2 separate regions of the Homo sapiens genome follow, and region 1 is linked to region 2. The links are chromatin contacts, found by Hi-C or POLR2A ChIA-PET in ENCODE. All regions are on one chromosome and are shown on one strand. The core of a region is the stretch at or near the end of the contact, and the rest is flanking DNA. Distances in the headings are between cores, read along the strand shown.

What was found. A loop is a pair of places that touch in the nucleus more often than their neighbours do. ChIA-PET counts read pairs that join two places held with the same protein, here RNA polymerase II (POLR2A). Pooled maps may share reads with other maps.
Region 1: a map of ovary shows a loop between it and region 2 (3-fold over the local background). The contact joins the promoter of GLI2 here to the enhancer-like site in region 2. A Hi-C loop is called at or near these places in 9 of 168 maps with a recorded cell type or tissue (IMR-90, MCF 10A, ascending aorta and 6 more) and 13 of 50 pooled maps. POLR2A ChIA-PET finds 5 or more read pairs at or near these places in 3 of 52 experiments (AG04449, AG04450 and H1).

The regions. Positions count from the first base shown.
Region 1 is chr2:120,734,563-120,737,262 of GRCh38, forward strand. It overlaps GLI2 (GLI family zinc finger 2), which reads left to right and starts at 1,306. Exons shown (of 14, transcript NM_001374353.1): 1 at 1,306-1,723. It overlaps LOC124906073 (a long non-coding RNA gene), which reads left to right. Exons shown (of 3, transcript XR_007087219.1): 3 at 1-288. LOC124907881 (a long non-coding RNA gene) reads right to left here. Exons shown (of 2, transcript XR_007087221.1): 1 at 1,999-2,700. RefSeq lists enhancers at 1-582, 1,222-1,391, 2,510-2,700.
Region 2 is chr2:120,800,896-120,803,595 of GRCh38, forward strand. The region is part of intron 2 of GLI2 (GLI family zinc finger 2); the gene reads left to right. Among named protein-coding and RNA genes, the nearest start is that of GLI2, 66 kb to the left of the region's middle. Within about 2 kb of position 1,421, at least 4 of the 41 ENCODE cell types and tissues checked have a DNase peak (open chromatin) inside an H3K27ac peak, as active enhancers do; they include ascending aorta and ovary, where a contact is called at or near this core.

The sequences.
Region 1 (2,700 bases), core at 56-2,555, 66 kb before region 2:
TGTTGGCCAGGCTGGTCTTGAACTCCTGACCTCAGGTGATCCCCGTGCCTCGGCCTCCCAAAGTGCTAGGATTACAAGCGTGAGCCACCGCGCCCGGCCCAACAGGGCAAATTTAACTGAACTTACAGTACAACCACCCGAAGCTCTGGGAGGATGGCAGAGTGCTCTGACCTTAGACTAGTTACTTAACTTTTTAAAGCATCAGACTTCCCACCTGTAAAAACACGAGAAGAGAACCTTCCTTACAGAGCTGTGAAAGTCCAATAATACAAAGAAAATATAACATCACCTGGCACTTGGTAGAGTGTTCTACAAACGTTAGGAAGAATAAAACCAGAAATTCCCCCCAAGACCCTCTTCGGGTGAGGCCCAGGGGCCCTGGAGAGGGTGGCAGGCCCGGGGGTGTGGGGAGGACACTTTAGCCAGCTGCCCCCAATTCTCCTCCAAGCCTGGCGGCCCAGTTCCGGGCTGTGGTGTGGCTTGAGGGCCCAGGGCTCCTCACTGAGCTTGCTTAAGCAAGTTCTTTCACACACAGCCCCATATACACTTTGGCTAGAAAATTCAATGAGGAGTTTTTTCTTCCTTCTTTCTCTGTTGTTGTTGGGTTCTGATTACTTCCATCTGGCTTCAGCGGCTCGAGTGGAGTCTCTAAAACACACAACACAACAAAACAAAAACCCACCCTGCAAGCCACATGCACCAAACCTAGAAGGCTGCTTCGTTTCTCGCCAGCGTGTGCTCAGATGGCGACGAGGGCTAGCGGCGGCGGGGGACGCCTCAGGACCCCCGGCACCTGCGCTCGCTGCCCGCGGGAAGAGGGTCCGCGTGGACCCAGCCCCCGCGTCCCTTCTCTGGCGTCCCCGGCTTCCGCGCGGGCGTCCAGAGAAGCGGGCGCCCTGGGAACAGCGACCCAGGCATCTCCCCGAGGAGGGAAGTGGGAGGTGGGGAGGGCGGGGGGATTTCAGAGATTGAAAACAGAGCAGCCCTTGCCCCTCAGCTCCGGAGCTCATCTGACTTGAGTTAGCGACACCCCCAACCCCCCCCCCCACACCTAGTCGTCTAAAAAAAGTGTCGGAGATTGGCGCGTCCTTTGGTTCCTTTCTCGAACTTTCCTTGTAGGTGCGTTTTCTTTCCTTGGTGCTGGGTGGGGAGAGTCCCTGTGCTCCCCCTTTCCCCTCCCCCCGCCCCGGCGGCGTTCGGGTCCCCCTGCGTCCCCCGGCAGGGAGCGGGCGGGCTGGCTGGCGGGTTCTTGGGGCCCGGGTGTGCCCGCACCGTGCGCGCGGGGGCGCTGCGCAGTCCGGCGGCGCTGATGGATTGCAGAAGTGCCGGCGCTTGCCAGCCGAGGCAGCACGGCTCCGCGGACTTTTTTTCAAACTCCCATCAATGAGACTTCGAGGAGGAGCGGGCGGCGGCGGCGGCTGCGACTGCGAACGCGGAGGAAGGCCAGGAGCCGCAGGAGGAGCCGGAGGAAAGAGCTTGGGCCGCGCGGCGCGCCGCAGCCTCGGGGAGCCGCCTGCTCGCCGGCGGTAGGGGCTGCGCGGCGCCCGCCCGCCTCTCGGTCCCCTCTCTTGCCTGGCCCGCCCCGCCCCGGCTGGCTGGAGCCCCGGCACAAGGCAGCCAGCCGAGGGTCGCCGCGCCAGCCAAGGTGGGATGGGGGCCCACAGCCACCGCCCGGCGCCCGAGAGGCCACCTGCGTGCTAGAGGCAAACTTTTGTCTCTCTCGGTAAAGTTGCATTGGCCTTCTTTTGCTTGCTTTTCGTGACGAAGCGCCTCCCACCTCGGCCAAGCGCGGGCCGACTGGGATGCTGCGCCGTCTCGGGGGGTCCCTCGGCCGGGTACCGGCGCCTAGGCCTTGGGATCGGGGCCCTGGGCTTCGGGGGACTAGAGGCTAGTAGGCGCGACCCCGCCTGGGGCTCTGGACGAGCAGGGCGGGGACGTAAGGAGAGTCCTGGGGCTTGGAGCTCGTGGCCAGAGGTCGATGTTGCACCCTCTCCCTACCTGGGGGAGAGCACCACTCTTCTCGGGGTGCACAGCGAGCCGGCCTCCGCGCGCCGGCGGGGGTCTGTTTTTTCAGGGGGTGGAGGGTGGGATCGGAGGCTGGGATGCTCCGAAGCTGCCGTAGGTGGGCATGGGAGCGTGTCTGCGGGCGTACTGAGCGCGGAGGGGCTGCAGCCAGCCACTTGAGAACTTCGAACTCCACTTCTCCGCGCTGCGCGTCCCGGAGCCCTGCCTTTCTTTCTTCCTTCCTCAATCCTTCCTCCCCCTCGCCCGGCCCGGCCGCCCCCTCCCCCTCTGCTGGGCTCTCCTCCTCGGCCCCCCCTCTTTGCCTCTCTTCTCCTCCTCTCCTGCCCTCGGCCCTGAGATCCGCTTGACTTCCCAAAGGGATCCGCACGTAATCCTTTGCCGGGTCCTCCGGTTCCCCCTTCCACCTCACTTTCATCCCTGCCCCCCTACTCATCGTCTCTCCCCACCCCCGACAATCTCTCAACAAGTATATTTGCTGAGGAATTTGAAAAATCCACTACTGCAACTTGATCTGTATGTGATGGATGGGGAGAGGCGCGGAGAGAGTTGGGCGCCAATCCTATTAAGGGTTTAGAGAGGGGAGTCTTTTCCCCGGACGGGGCGGGGGCGGGGAGCTGGGAGGGAGCGTGTGCTTGCGTGTGTGAGTGTGAGCGCGCCCGCCGCGCTGGAGAGCTG
Region 2 (2,700 bases), core at 171-2,670:
GGGGCGCAGTGGTGAGGAAACAGCCAAATCCTGCAAGCTGTCAGGGGCTGTTTCCTGGCATCTGTAAGGTATCCAGATGTGGGGGCACCCTGCATTCCCCGGCAGCTCATGGCCCCTCATGCAGCCTCCCCCACCCCTCACTGTCACCAGTTCCGAGAGCTTCCATTCCACGGCTAGAATTGCATGGCTTGAGTTGGTTGAAACAGTACACATACCTGCAGGCAGAAGGATTTCACTTTTTTGTTTGTTTGCTTGTTTTTTGAGACAGAGTCTCACTCTGTCGCCCAGGCTAGAGTGCAGTGGCATGATCTCAGCTCACTGCAACCTCTGCCTCCTGGGTTCAAGCCATTCTCCTGCTTCAGCCTTCTGAGTAGCTGGGATTACAGGTGCCCACCACCATGCCCGGCTAATTTTTGTATTTTTAGTAGAGATGGGGTTTCACCATGTTAGCCAGGCTGGTCTCGAATTCCTGACCTCAAGTGATCCGCCTGCCCTGGCCTCCCAAAGTGCTGGGATTACAGGCGTGAGCCACCTTGGGATTTCACTTCTGAGTTCTTTATATCTGTGAAAAATTGAAAACAGCCTACCTGTTCATTGATAGGGGATTGGTTCATCTGTGGAACATCTTGAATGGAACACGATGTAGCCACTGAAAATGTTAATTAAGACTTTTCAATTACAGGGTGGGAACATGCTTGTATTCTAATATTAAGTGGGATAAAAAGAAGGTGCAATTGATCTCAAGCACCCCTAGCAATGAGATAGAAAGTGAAGGTTCAGAGTGAGGAGAGAGGACATGAAGGGGGTGGGAGGCCCCAGCCGGAAAGCTCGGAAAACCCAGGCAGGAGCTCCTGGATGCCAGGCTGGTGTGGTCAGAGCCTCTCCTTCAGTACCTCCCGTATTGTAGATGAGACTGAGGCCCATTTGGGCATGGGGCTTGCCCAAGGCTACCAGCTGCTTCAACCACGAGCTGGGCCCGGGGCTTGGGGCTCCTGCCTCTCACATGGTGAGAGTCTCTTTCAGGTATTTGCTTTTAGATTGTTATTTAGATTGCTGTTAGACTTGGGCCTTAATTTAGGTCCTACTGCTACCCCAGGGTGAGTGTCCAGCCTTGGTAAGGTCTCCTCATGTGTCTTCATGCCTCAGTTCCCTCATCCATCCCAGGCCCTGATGGCACCTGCTCTCTTCCAAACAGCCAGTTATTTGAGGTCTGGGGCCGTGAGTTATTTGCAAAGTCACCTACCTCGACTGGCCTCTGTTGCCTGACTTCCCCTAGGAGTCCATGAGGTCGGACCTGTTGGGGGCTGGGTGTTTCCACTTAGAGTCACTATTTCCCTGTGCCAGAATATGCGTGAGAAATATATTTGCAGAGCAGAGCATGGCTGGGCTGGACCGAGCTGGACCAAAGGAAAAAGCAGCCCTGTGGTCAGACTGGGGAAAGGTTAGTTTAATCATCTGGCTGGAGCAGTTCATAAGAGCAGACGGCAGAAGCCTGGGAGGGCGAGTTCTTTCCCAGTCTCTTTTGCTGTTGTGCTAACACTTTGGAGGCCATAAATCTTTTAAAACACATTTTGGCCCAGAGGTTTTCCCCTCCTTTAACTTCTAAAATGGTGTAATTTTAAAAGCAATTTGATTCAGATGTTTCTCATTGCTTTATACTGAAACTGTCCAAATGCTGTTGTATTTTCCTCCTCCACTGTGGGTTCTCTTTCAAAAATATTTCTGAACCTCTCTGTGTGCCTCACTGAGCACCAGGGACTACTATTCAGAGCCTCTGGGATAATATGAAAGGTGGAGCCATGAAACCCAGAGCTGGGTCTGATCTCATGAGTTTTGCTAGTTTCTGGAATCAAGCAGCCAGACAGGCTTTAGACATCCTGGGATGTACCTGCAATGGCCAACGCCCACCTCTTCCACGAAGCATCCACTGTGTGCTGGGCCAGGTGTCCTCCCAGTGTGGGCCGCACCAGCAACATCAGCATCCCCTGGGAATTGTTAGAAATGCTAATTCTTGAGCCCCACCTTAGACCTACTGAATCTGAGTCTGTGGGGGTAGAGCCCAGCAAGCTGTGTTTACACAAACCCTCTTGGTGATTCTGATACACTCCTAAGTTGGAGAACCGCATGTTCTGACTACATGAGGTAGGGTGGGTCTTCCCATACATAAAATGGGAGTTAGACACAGAGCTGCAGTGCAGAGATTACAGGAGACTTCTGATGTGCTTACACAGGCCTGCCAGGGCACTTCCTGGATAGTAGCTGTAACACTGCCTCTCTTAGTGCAGGCAGTGCTAAGGAAGTAGTGAGAAGCAGCCCAGGCTCTGGAACCAGGCTGCCTGGTTAAGTCCCAGTTCTGTTGACCTTAGGCAGGTCCGTGCCTCACTTTTCTCATCTATAAAATGGGCATGATCTTGGTTGTGAGCATTCCTTGAGTTAGCACATGGGAAGTGCTTCGAAAAGTGTTGGGCACAGAGGGCCTTGTGTGAGGTCCAAGTTGAGTATTTGCTTTATGAACTATTGCTATTCTTCCTACCAGTTTTCCTTTTCTAGATCTGCATACTCTGCCTGACTTAGAAAGTTTCCCTTTCACTGGTAACCCTTGCCTGCTGACCCGTTGAGGCTGACAGCAGGTGGGAAACCCAGGTTTCTGGTGACTTCCTACTTGAGAGTGGTGGGTGCCCTGGGCTGGAAATCAGACCT